Linked DNA regions of Homo sapiens: region 1 is linked to region 2. The links are chromatin contacts, found by Hi-C in ENCODE. All regions are on one chromosome and are shown on one strand. The core of a region is the stretch at or near the end of the contact, and the rest is flanking DNA. Distances in the headings are between cores, read along the strand shown.

What was found. A loop is a pair of places that touch in the nucleus more often than their neighbours do. Pooled maps may share reads with other maps.
Region 1: a map of dorsolateral prefrontal cortex shows a loop between it and region 2 (4-fold over the local background). The contact joins the promoter of ETDC here to the promoter of LINC02243 in region 2. A Hi-C loop is called at or near these places in 1 of 168 maps with a recorded cell type or tissue (dorsolateral prefrontal cortex) and 2 of 50 pooled maps.

The regions. Positions count from the first base shown.
Region 1 is chrX:135,306,633-135,313,536 of GRCh38, reverse strand. ETDC (embryonic testis differentiation homolog C) reads right to left here and starts at 4,057. Exons shown (of 1, transcript NM_001358449.1): 1 at 3,878-4,057. The coding sequence starts at 4,057. The coding sequence ends at 3,878. The region is part of intron 1 of ZNF75D (zinc finger protein 75D); the gene reads left to right.
Region 2 is chrX:134,947,725-134,954,025 of GRCh38, reverse strand. It overlaps LINC02243 (long intergenic non-protein coding RNA 2243), which reads right to left and starts at 4,477. Exons shown (of 3, transcript NR_134925.1): 1 at 4,371-4,477; 2 at 3,491-3,826; 3 at 644-1,161.

The sequences.
Region 1 (6,904 bases), core at 2,808-5,307, 360 kb before region 2:
CCATTTTTTTCACAGAAATAGAAAAAATTATCCTAAAATTCATATGGAACAACAACAACAAAAAAAGCCAGAATAGCCAAAGCAAACCTAAACACAAAGAATAAAGCTGGAAGCAACACACTACTGGACTTCAAAATACATTACAAGTCTATGGTAACAAATACAATATAGAATTAGTATAAAAATAGCCACTTAGACCAATGTATAGAGAACTCTGAGATAAATTCATATATTTACAGCCCACTGATTTTCAACAAAGGCACCAACAACATGCACTGAGGAAATGACACCCTCTTTAATAAATGGTGCTGGGAAAGTTGGATATCCATATGTGCAGTAAGGAAATTAGACCCCTACCTCTAACCATATACAAAAATCAACTCAAGATGGATTAAAGACTTAAGACCCAAAACTATTAAACTAGTAGAAGAAAACATAGGGAAAAATCTTCAGGACATTGGCATAAGTGAAGATTTTATGGCTAAGGCTTCAAAAGCACAGACAACTAAAGCAAAAAGAGACAAAAAGGACTATATCAAACTAAAAATCTGCATAGCAAAGGAAACAATCCATTGAGTGGAGAGATAACCTGCTGAATGGGTAAAAATGTGTGCAAACTATTCATCTGATAAGGGATTAATATTCAGAATATACCAGAAACTCAAGTCAAGAATAATAAAACAAATAATCCCATTAAAAAGTGGGCAAATGCCATAAATGGACAATTCTCAAAAGAAGACATACAAATGGCCAACAGGTATACGAAAAAAGTACTCAACATCACTAAATATCAGGGAAATGCAAATCAAAACCACGATGAGATACCATCTTACCCCAGTTTGAATGGCTACTATTAAAAGACAAAAAAAAAAAAAAGTCACAGATGCTGGCAAGGATGTGGAGAAAAGAGAACTCATACACTTTTTTGGGAATGGAAATTAGTACAAACACAATGAAAAACAGTATAAAGATTTCTCAAAAAAACTAAAAATATATCTACTATATGATCTGGCAATCCCACTACTGAGTGTCTATCCAAAGGAAAAGAAATCTGTATGTCAAAGGGATACCTGCACTCGCATGTTTATCACAGCACTATTTACAATAGCAAAGATATGGAATCAATCTAGGTGTCCATCAGTGGATGAGTGGAAAAAGAAAATGTAGTGTATATACACCCATGGAATACTATTTGGCCATAAAAAATTCCGCAATCCATGTTGCAGCAACATGGATGGAATTGGAGGTGATTATGTTAAGTGAAATGAGCCAGGTACAGAAAGGCAATTATTTCATGTTCTCACTCATGTATGATAGCTAAAAACGTTGATCTCATAGAGGGAGAGAATGGAATAATAGATACCAGAGTCTGGGAAGGGTGTGTTGGTAGGAAGTATAAAGAGAAGTTGGTTAATGGGTACAAACATACAGGTAGATGGAAGGGATAAGTTCTAATGTTTGATAACAAAGTAAGGCGACTATAGTTAACATCAAATGTACTATGGATTCCAAAATAGCTGGGAGAGAGAACTTGGTATGTTCCCAACAGATAGAAATGATAAATACTTGAAGAGATGGACACCCCAAATACCCTTACTTGATCATTACATAGTCCATGCTTGTAACAAAATAACACATGTATCCCATAAACAGGTACAAAATTATCAATAAAAAATCAAGCCATGTCCTGAATGGACCTAGGGGACATTTTGCTAAGTGAAATGAGCCAGGCACAGAAAAGGCAAATACTTCATGATCTCCCTTCTATGTGGAGTCTAAAAAGTTGAACCCATAGAAGCAGAGAAGATAATGGTGGCTGCCAGGGCCTGGAACAGTGAGGGGAGATGTTGGTCAAAGAATACAAAATTTCAGTTAGAAAGGAGAAACAAGTTCAACAGATCTGTTGTTAAACATGTTAACTACAGCTAGTAACTAACTGTATTGTATTCTTGAAAACTGATAAAAGAGTAGATTTTAAGTGTTCTCACCATACACAAAAAAATGATAAGCATATAATGTAATGATAAGCATATAATTAGCTTAATTTAGCCATTTCACAATGTATACACATTTCAAAGCATGATGTTGGACATGACACAATTTTTATTTATCAATGAAAAATGAATTAATTTAAAAGATCAGGCCATTTCCCACTGTGGGTTAGAGTCTACACCCAGCTCTCCTTCCTGACTGCCTTACAGCTGTCAGCTGCTGATTGCACCCTCAGAGTCTCAGCCTTCTTCACCATGCTTTGCTGGCTCACTTCTCAGTTCATTCACTCTTCTCAGCGATTTTGTCTACTGCCATGTGTTACAAGGCCTGAAATTCCATGTGCTGCCTTGGCATAATTGAGCCTCACAGGGCATCAAAGGCCTAGCCACGATTTTCCCTGCTCTCATCAGATATGCTCCCTACCAAGTGGGAAAAGCTCACCCAGCTACATCCCCTATCAGCCAGATCAGCTGCATATCCCCTGGTATTCAACCAAAAAGACTGATTCTCTACCAGCTGGTACAGCCACTGTTTGATCCTGAACTGCAGCAAAATAGTAACCAACAGAGGAGTATCCAGGCAGCTTTCCCACCAAGAGTGCACCCAAGAGGCCCCTCTACCTGGATGTCCTCTAAACCCTCCCCTTCCAACCTACAGTCAGTTGCATCCTCTGAGGAGAGGCTTGTGGTTCTATTTTGGCAATGCTGAATCAGAGCAGGGAAAGCAAAGTTGACAGGGACAGGGAGGAGAGTTAAATGGACATAGAGGAGTTAAATTTTCTATCTAATACAGATCCAGAAGAGACCTGGCTAAGGGTAGAGAGAATAACAGCCCCTTAGATGTAGGTGGGGGAGGGGACACAGGAAGGGGACTTGGGAAATGCTGGACAGGTTGTGAGAGCACAGGGAATTGGGAAGGAGAGGTGGAGGGGACAGAAGGACTGCTTGCAGGCTTATTTTGCAGCTTACGTTAAAGGACAAGAGAAATGCTTGGAATTTGTTATGGTTTTAATGGTTCCTTTTATGTTAATTTCATCTTATTCCTAACTTAAGCTTGCCCATATCCACCATGGCTCTGACCTCTTTGCTCTCCCTGTCCCCTCTTCAGCTTTAGCTCTCACTTCTCAGTCACCAATTGTGCACATAGTTCCCATTTCAGGTTTCTTGGAGTATCTGACTTGCTCAGGATATTTCTTAGGGACAGAGGTTTTTCAATGGGAACCATCTCATATGTCTTGTTGGACTATTGGGTGGCTTCACTTCAGGAAAATTAATTATCTTTGATTGGCTGTGGCCTGAAGGTTTGTTTGACATGACACAAAAAAGCCATCAGGGCATTCCACTTTCCTGGGGACACTGAATAGAGCAGTTGCCCCTGGAAGGCTCTGTGGACATGACATCTGCAATGATGAAACATGTCCCAAACCCCCGGCCCAGCTGTTGGTCTGCTCTTAAACGATGTCTTTTCATTAGGACAGGCATTAGGTTTTAGAGAGAAACACCAGGGTGGTCTCTTCAAAATGGCTAGGGATTAGAGTCTTTGGTCCTTGAATGCCAAGTACTACATCACTTCGACTTCGCAGTGTTTTTCAGATTGATGGGGGAGATCTGGTGTGCAGCATGATCTCACTCTCTGCTCTGTGTCTGAGCACCCCTGCACTGTGCGTTAGGATGAACAAAAGCCCCTTCCAGTGTAACCCAAGTAAGCCCTGTCAGCAAACACACATCCAACCCAAAGGAGTGAAATGACAGACTCTGTTTTAATGGCTCAAACATGGGAGGAGTTTATTGTTCTAATTATAATTAATGTCTCAAAATTCTGGGCAGGCCTCAGCACATAAGCCACATGACTTTTTGTCCAAGGCCATGTTCACCCTGGAGTTGCTTTATGGCAGCATCCATAGCCACTTTGACAGGTCAGTGTCACTTCTGTTCCTGCCCAGTTGTCTGTTGATTAAAAAGACCTGCACATTTTTGGTGGGCTTCTTGCATTTGAAGGATTTGCCTGACTTCTTGATGTTCAGTGCAGGCTCACTGGGACTGGCTTTAGGGAGTTCTTTATCCATGAAGCAGCAGCCCCAAACAACCTCAGTAAAACAGCACAACCAAGGAAGCCTGAAAAAGATGATGAATTCCATGTAATCAAGTGGATCTGGGGACCTCTTCCCCACTGCCACACACCCACACACACTTTGGGCCATCATCTGATTTGAAATGCCAACCATATCATTTATTCAATCTGTCTCACACATGGGGCTGTGTAGGAGCCTGATGGGACCCGGGACATTAAGGACACACTGTTGTATCAATCTGATCATCACCTGACACACACAGACCTGTTAGATTGTACTCAAAGTGCTAGCTTATAGCTCAAGTGTCGACGTAATTCTTACATTCGCATTAATTTTAACTCAATTCTATGTTGCTGTTTTGCAGAGCTGCCTTCTTTTCACCTCTGAGTTTTCCCTGTACTTGGGATAGGGGCTTTCTTCTACTGCATTTTGTGCAGCAAGTTGAGAGAGTAGGTCTCTTTGGTAAATCTATCCATAACAAAATTCATTATTTTACATCTGTATTTCTTCATTCTACAACCTACAGGCTGCTATAATTTGTTTCCTCATTCCAAATCTCTTTATGTTACTTTAGCTTCAAATAGGATTTGCCTTCTTTGAAAATCACTGGTGACGCAGGTATGGATCTTACTCCAAACCCTTGTGTAAGAAATAAACTGGACATTCTCAGGTGCTACCTAGTTTCTGTTTCTAAGGCCCATCCTTCTGAGTTTCCATCCTGGGAACATAATCTCAGTTATTTAAAGATTGTACTCGCCTCTGATAACTGACCCAGTCTCACCCCAAAAAGTGCTGAGTGGTATTATACTTGAATCTGGCATAATGCCAAGGCTAGGGGTGGATGCCAACTGTGTTCTCTATTTTGACCTCAAGAGAGATTAAAGGACTTGCCCAAGTGATAGAAAGGTGAGATTGGAACTGAAAAAAGCCTGTATCTGAAGCCTGTGTTTTTACCCACTGCTCTATAGTTTCTCTGTATCAGTTTGAACAAATGACTCTCCCATACCTTCCCCCCCATTACCAAACAGGGTTGAGGTTTATCAGGTAGATTAGTTAGGTTATGGCACAAAAGGATGCTCTATGATCTTGGTATATCAGAATATTTTACCTGTCAGACCACTCAGGTTTCTTTTGAAGAAAGACCTGGACCAGAGAGTAAACAGTGAGAGGAAACATGACTTCTTTCCTTAGCACACTCTCTCTTTTTCCCTGAGTCCCAGGGCCTGATTGGTTCAGAACCAAGTGAAGTCACGGTTACTATGATTACTCACGACTGCTCTCAGAACGTAATGCCAACAGTCTGCAAGATTCAAATACTGACAACCATCACCTGGCTTCCTTCTGGTTCAGAGCAGAATAGGGTAAGTGGAAGTTGCTGGGAGAGGAAGTAGGTATATCTTGTGGCTGGGTGCCATCTACATGTCTCCTTCCTGGATGGGACATTCAGCTATCCTGGCCTCAGAGCTTGTCCCTGGCTTGTGCAAAATCCCTTCATTAAAATTTATCCTTTGTGTAGATTACAGCACCCACTGCATCTTGCCAGGTTCCCTGGGTAGTGATCAGCGACTTTGTCTGCCATGTTCCAATCAGGGAATTAGTGTTAGGTTGAATTTCCCATTTGCTTGTCAATCTCTGCATCCAGTTTTGGTCATGACTCTGCAATTACTCCCTCTATAATACACAGTTCATGTAAATGGAGTGTTTAGTTGCAGAAATTTAACACTGCAGTTAAACACTGCTGTGTCTCACACAACTGTGTGACCCCCTCCCAAAGCTCAGAGCAGTGGAACTCCACACTTTTATTCTGTGGACCTGGGATGCAGGTGGGCTTTTAATGCCTTGGAAAATCTTATGCTAAAACTAGACTAGTTTGTTGAGACATATGCATATGTCTCAAGCCATATTCCCTTTCAAGTATCTGATCTAGAATAACTACATTGTTACCATTAAAGTGTGACGCAGGTGGGTAGTGTCTATATGCAGGACATGGATTTTCCAGGCTGTCAGAGGGATAACGGTGAGGACAGGGCTTTGTGATTTTTATAGTGGGGTTCTCATGAGGAACTAAAATGACTGTTATGAGGAGATGTGGCTTGCCTGCACACTGGCTGCCCACTCAATCTTATGTAAGAACTGAGGAAATTGAGGTTCCTGTAAAGCGACCCAGGTCACACACTCCCTTTCTTGAGTGGCAGGGAAGGAAGGCTCAGTCCTTCAGGTTTTTTCCTAGCCCCCACAGAACCATGTAAAGACCCTGAGGCTGTGTTCAGTGTTCTAAACAATTTGCAGTGGGAAGAGAACTTATTGGTATTCAGTATTTTATTAACAAAGAAAGTGGAAAACTCTTTCTCTTAAGGAACTGACATCCTAGAAAACCATGGCAATCACCTAGGAAATAGGCCAGGAGAGGTTGATTGATAGATGTTAAATGCATAAAAGCTTTTCATACTAGGCCAGGCACAGTGGCTCACACCTATAATCCCAGCTGGATTATAGCCTCTGGAAGGCTGAGGTGGGTGGATCGCTTGAGCCCAGGAGTTCAAGACCAGTCTGGGTAACATACGGAGACCCCATCTCTAAAATAAAAATAAATGAATACATAAATTAAAAATCTGCATAGTCTTCCTTAAATAGGGAATATCATAGAAATAAAATGTCCTATTTACATTGGTTGCAAATGTTATGAAACACCTAGAAAGATGAGGACAAACACAAGGAAAACACACATGCAACTTTTTATGAGCTTCCAGTTTGAATATTCACATAACATTTTAAAATACTACATTTTTTGAAAAGGAAGATCAATTTTTGCAATGGCATCAATTCTCCTCTAAATAAATC
Region 2 (6,301 bases), core at 3,228-5,727:
AGGACTCTGGGATCCGAATCTGCGAGTGGATACTGCTCTCTCTTGGTTGATGGTTTTCCATTTAAACACACACACACACACACACACACACACACATATTTTTTAAGTTCTGGGATACATGTGCAGGGCATGCAGGTTTGTTACATAGGTAAACGTGTGTCTTGGTGGTTTGCTGCACCTATCAACCCATCACCTAGGTATTAAGTCCCACATGCATTAGCTATTTATCCTGATGCTCTCCCTCCCCCTGCCACCCCAGCAGGCCCCAGTGTGTGTTGTTCCCTTCCTTGTGTCCATGTGTTCTTACTGTTCAGCTTCCATTTATAAGCGAGAACATGCAGTGTTTGGTTTTCTGTTCCTGCATTAGTTTGCTCAGGATGATGGCTTTCAGCTCCATCCACGTCCCTGCAAAGGACATGATCTCATTCCTTTTTATGGCTGCATAGTATTCCATGGTGTACATGTGCCACATTTGCTTTATCCAGCCTATCATTGATGGGCATTTGGGTTGGTTCCAGGTCTTTGCTATTGTAAACACAGAAATTTATTTGCCCCTAGTGTCCTTTATATTTTTTCTTCCTGCAAAATATGTTAATGTTAAAAAAGAAAAAAAAAATTCTTTTCAATTTATTTCAAGTGTTTCTTTGTTTAAATGTCCTTCAGTTTATTTCAAGTATCTTTTTTTTTCCAGTTTCTCCTGGACAAGCTGAAAAAGACCTTACTGAAAACGCAAAATTAGGCATGAGAAAAACTTCTGTTCCCCCTTCTTACCCAGTGATAAGGGAATTCTTCATGCCCTACAATGGAAGAAGGAACAGGCTTGTGAGCAGCTAGTACATCGCTGTAGCTGCATCGTCACAGGCAGTAAGAACATTTAGAGTGTGTCCTTTCTCTCCCAGCTACACCGCACAGTTTCCAACAGTCTTGGCCACTGCAACCTCCTCATGGCAAATTGGCCACAACATGGCTGGAGAACAAGCAGGCGAGGAGGAGTGTCAGATGGAAGGCCTTCTGCAAATGGGCAGCCTACAGAACTGTGATGGGTAGGAGCCAGGCTTGGTTGGAGGCTGTGTCTGTGTGGACCAGCACAGCAGTTCCATGTCACCAGGTGCAGGACTAGAGGGGCTTCTGTCCTGTGCTGTGCATCTTGATGACCTAGGCCTGAAGGTCACAAGGGCAGCACAGTGAGGACTTAAGCACCTGGAAAACTCAACATCCAGCGAGCTCACATTTCACAACATCTTCTGGTCCACCAACTCTCCAAAGAGGAATTGTCCTTGGAAGAATGCACTTACATTTGTTCAAAATTTTTTTTGTTAGGGGAGGCAGACAGAGTCTCACTCTGTCATCCAGACTGGAGGGCAGTGGCACGATCTCGGCTCACTGCAACCTCCACTCCCCAGGCACAAGTGACCCTTCTACCTCAGCCTCCCGAGTAGCTGGGACTACAGGCATACAACATCGTGCCCGGCTAATTTTTGTATTTTTAGTGGACACAGGGTTTTGCCATGTTGCCCAGGCTGGTCTCGAACTCGTGACCTCAAGTGATCCACCTGCCTCAGCCTCCCAAAGTACTGGGATTACAGGTGTGAGCCACCGAGCCTGGCCAAAAGAGATTTATTATTATTTTTTTCTCTGGGTGGTAGAAATGCCAGTGGTTTTATTTCCTTTTTACTGATACACATTTTCTGCAGTGGTATGGTATTAATTGTGTAAAAAAAAAAACGTAAGAAATGATAAAAGGTGTTTTTCAAAGGACCCCAGTCCCATTTCCAAGGCAGATAATGGGACTGGGGTCCTCTGAAAAACACCATCAATCATTTCTTTTTTCTCTTTCTTTCTTTTTTATTATACTTTAAGTTCTGGGGTACGTGTGCAGAACGTGCAGTTTTGTTACATAGGTATACACATGCCATGGTGGTTTGCTGCACCCATCAACCCGTCACCTCCATTAGGTATTTCTCCTAATGTTATCCCTCCCCTAGCTCCCCACCCCCCGAGAGGCCCCAGTGTATGATGTTCCCCCCCCTGTTTCCACGTGTTCTCATTGTTCAACTCCCACTTATGAGTAAGAACATGCAGTGTTTGGTTTTCTGTTCTTGTGATAGTTTGCTGAGAATGATAGTTGCCAGCTTCATCCATGTCCCTGCAAAGAACATGAACTCATCCTTTTTTATGGTTGCATAGTATTCTATGGTGTATATGTGCCACATTTTCTTTATCCAGTCTATCATTGATGGGCATTTGGGTTGGTTCCATTTGGGACCCACTTGAGGGGGCAGTCTGACCCTTAGCAGAGCTTGAATGCTGTGCTGGGAAGTCTGCTGCTCTCTTTCAGAGCTGTCAGGCAGTGACCTTTAAGTCTGCTGAAGCTTCGCCCACAGCCACCCCTTTCCCTAGGTGCTCTGTCCCAGGAAGATGGGAGTTTTATCTGTAAGTCCCTGACTGGGGCTACTGCCTTTTTTTTCAGAGATGCCCCACCCAGAGAAGAGAAATCTGGCAGTCTGACCACTGCAGCCTTGCTAAACTGCAGTGGGCTCCACCCAGTTCGAACTTCCCAGTGGCTTTGTTTACACTGTGAGTGTAAAACCGGTCTACTCAAGCCTCAGCAATGGCGGACGCCCTTCCCCCCACCAAACTCCAGCATCCCAGGTCGCTCTCAGACTGCTGCTGTACTGGCAGCGAGAATTTCAAGCCAGTGGATCTTAGTTTGCTGGGCTCCATGGGGGTGGGACCCGCTCAGCCAGACCACTTGGCTCCCTGGCTTCTGCACCCCTTTTCCAGGGGAGTGAATGGTTCTGTCTCACTGGTGTTCCAGGCGCCACTGGGGTATGGAAAAAAAAAGAGCTCCTGCAGGCCGGGTGCGGTGGCTTACACCTGTAATCCCAGCACTTTGGGAGGCCAAGGCGGGCAGATCGCAAGGTCAGGAGATCGAGACCATCCTGGCTAACACGGTGAAACCCCATCTGTACTAAAAATACAAAAAATTAGCCGGGCATGGTGGTGGGCACCTGTAGTTCCACCTACTCGGGAGGCTGAGGCAGGAGAATGGCGTGAACCCGGGAGGTGGAGCTTGCAGTGAACCGAGATTGCGCCACTGCAATCCAGCTTGGGCGACAGAGTGAGACTCCATCTCAAGAAAAAAAAAAAAAAAAGAACTCCTGCAGCTAGTTGGGTGTCTGCCCAAATGGCCACCCAGTTTTGTGCTTGAAACCCAAGGCCCTGGTGGGGTGGGCACCGGAGGGATTCTCCTGGTGTGTGGGTTGTGAAGACTATGGGACAAGCGCAGTATCTGTGCTGGAGTTCCTCAGGCTCAGTTTCTCATGGCTTCCCTTGGGTAGGGGTGAAAATTCCCCCACCCCTTACACTTCCCCGGGTGAGGCAATGCCCCACCCTGTTTCGGCTCGCCCTCCGTGGGCTGCACCCACTGTCCAACCAGTCCCAATGAGATGAACCAGGTACCTCAGTTGGAAATGCAGAAATCACCCACCTTCTATGTCGATCTCGCTGGGAGCTACAGGCCGGAGCTGTTCCTGTTCGGCCATCTTGCCAGCAATCGAGATTTATTTTTATAATGAATTGGTTCACATAATTATGGGGTCTGGCAAGTTGAAAGATCTGCAGGGTGAATAGACAACCTGGAGGCCCAGGAGAGCTGATAATTTAGTTCCAGTCCAAAGGCCCGCAGGCTCGAGACCCAGGGAGAGCCAATGTTTCAGGCCAAAGGCAGAAAAAAAGTCAATGTCCCAGATTGAAGATCATCACGCAGGAAGAATTCTCTCTTACTCAGGGAAGGGTCAGCTTTTTTGTTCTTTCAGGCTTTCAACTGTTGGATGAGGCCCACTCATATTAGGAAGGGCAATCTGCTTTACTCAGCCTACTGATTTAGATATTATTCTCATGCAGGGACACCCTACAGGCTGGGTGCAGTGGTTCACACCTGTAATCCCAGGGCTATGTGAGGCTGAGGCAGGAGGATCACTTGAGCCCAGGAATTCGAGACCAGCCTGAGCAACAGAGCAAGACCCTGTCTCTACAAAAAAAAAATTAAAATAAATTAGCCAGAGGTGTTGGCATGCACCTGTCGTTCTAGATACTTGGGAGGCTGGAATGGGAGGATTGCTTGCGCCTGGGAGGCTGAGGCTGCAGTAAGCTATAGTCATGCTACAGCACTCCAGTCTAGGCAACAGAGCAAGAGCAAGACCCTATCTCTATATTAAAACACACACACACACACACACACACACACACACACCTACCTACCTTTACAGACACACCTAGAATAATGCTTGACCAAACCCTCTTGACTCCATGGCCCAGTCAGTTGACACATAAAACTATCACCTAAAAATGATTTGAACATCACTGACCTAGTGATGAGAAATGTGAAGCCAGAGAGAGGAAGGTCTTTGATCTTCAAATCTTCCTTATTGAATTTATTTTGCTGATTGAGTTTAGATGCCAGCCTTCATTCCCTTGTGGAGGCTGCAGAAGAGAATCCGTTTCCTGGCTTTGTCTAGCTTCTAGAGGTCACCACATGACTCATGACTGACCCACTTTCTCTATCTTCAAAGGCATAGGTTGAGCGTTTCTCATATCAAATCACTCTGACACAAATTTCCCTGCCTCCTTTGTTTATTTATAAGGATCCTTATGATTATATTGGGCCTACCTGGATAATCCAGGATAATCGCTCCATCTCAAAGTCAGCTGATCAGCAACCTTAATTCCACCTACAAACTTAATTCTTCAGTTAACAAAAAAACAAACTCTAAAATATTTTAAAGAGACTTATTCTAAGCCAACATGAGTGATTGGGGCCCAGGAAGAAACACAAATCCAAGAAGCCTTGAGTAAGTGGTCATGAGGCAGTTAGGTCACAACTCTGTTTCATATATTTCAGGGAAGTAGAAGTTACAGGCAAAGTCATAAATCAGTACATAGAGTTTATACATTGGTTTGGCCAAAAAAAGCTGGATATTTTGAAGTGGGGGTTTACAGGTCATAGGTGGCCTCCGAGATTCTTTAACTTGCAGTTGGTTAAAGGAGTAAAGCTCTGTCTAAAACTTGGGAGTCAACAGAAAGGAATGTTTTAAGATAAGGATGCTATGTCACAAGATCAATGACTGGCAACTGCAATTTAACCTTTGACTTGCATAGCCTTAGGTCTTGTTTATAATTGGGTATCTTAGTCATAAAGAGTCTGTTTTGTCAGTGTTATGATCTCTATTTTAACCTTAATGCTGGTCAGTTGTGCCTAAGCTCCAAAGGGGTGGGGGTATAATGAGGCACGTTCAATCTCACTTCTTGTCATGGCCAGGAATTCAGTCTTTAAGGTTTTTGTGAGAGGTCTCCTTGGCCAAGAAGGAGTCCCTTCAGTCGGTGGAGGGACTTTGGATTCTTTTAGCTTACACCTCCTTGCCATGTAACATATTCACAGATGCTGGGAGTTACAAAATGGGTATCTTTGGGGCTCCATTATTCTGCTTGCCACAATATTCATGCCAGGGACATCTGAAAGAGCCTCTCCCTTCACACTACTGACCTGTTTCCAGAGTGACATTGGCTCCCTGGCTCAGGGCCATTTTCTGGCATCTGGGCCCTTCTACAATAGAGCCTTCTGGTAACAGAGCCTTCCCTACTTAGCCAGTGTTGTCTTCTCAGAATTTCTTCTTTTATTGGTTTTCTTGCCTAGAAAGTGGTCCTTGCAGCCAGGTGTGGTGGCTCACACCTATAATCCCAGCACTTTGGGAGGCTGAGTCGGGTCGATCACGTGAGGTCGGGAGTTCGAGACCAGCCTGGGCAACATGGCAAAACCCCATCTTTACTAAAATTACAAAAACTTAGCTGGGCATGGTGGCGGACACCTGTAATCCCAGCTACTTGGGAGGCTGAGGCAGGAGAATTGTTTGAACCCAGGAGACGGAGGTTGCAGTGAGCTGAGATAGTGCCATTGCACTCCAGCCTGGGCAACAGAGTAAGACTCTGTCAAAAAAAAAAAGAAAAAAAAAAAGAAAGGACGGAAGGAAGAAAGCAAGAAAGAAAGAGAAAGTGGTCCTTGCTTTTTGGGCTCAGATTATAGAACCAACCAACCCACCTGAGGTCAGCTTCTCATTATTGAATGGCACATTGAACTTCTAAATAGCTTTTATACACTTCAGGGCCTTTGCAATTACTATTCCCTCTGCTTGGAATGCTCTTCCCCCAAACTTTCTTTTTTTTCTTTTTTCTTTTTTTTTTTATTTGAGACACAGTCTCATTTTGTAGCCCAGGCTGGAGTGCAGTGGCACGATCTTGGCTC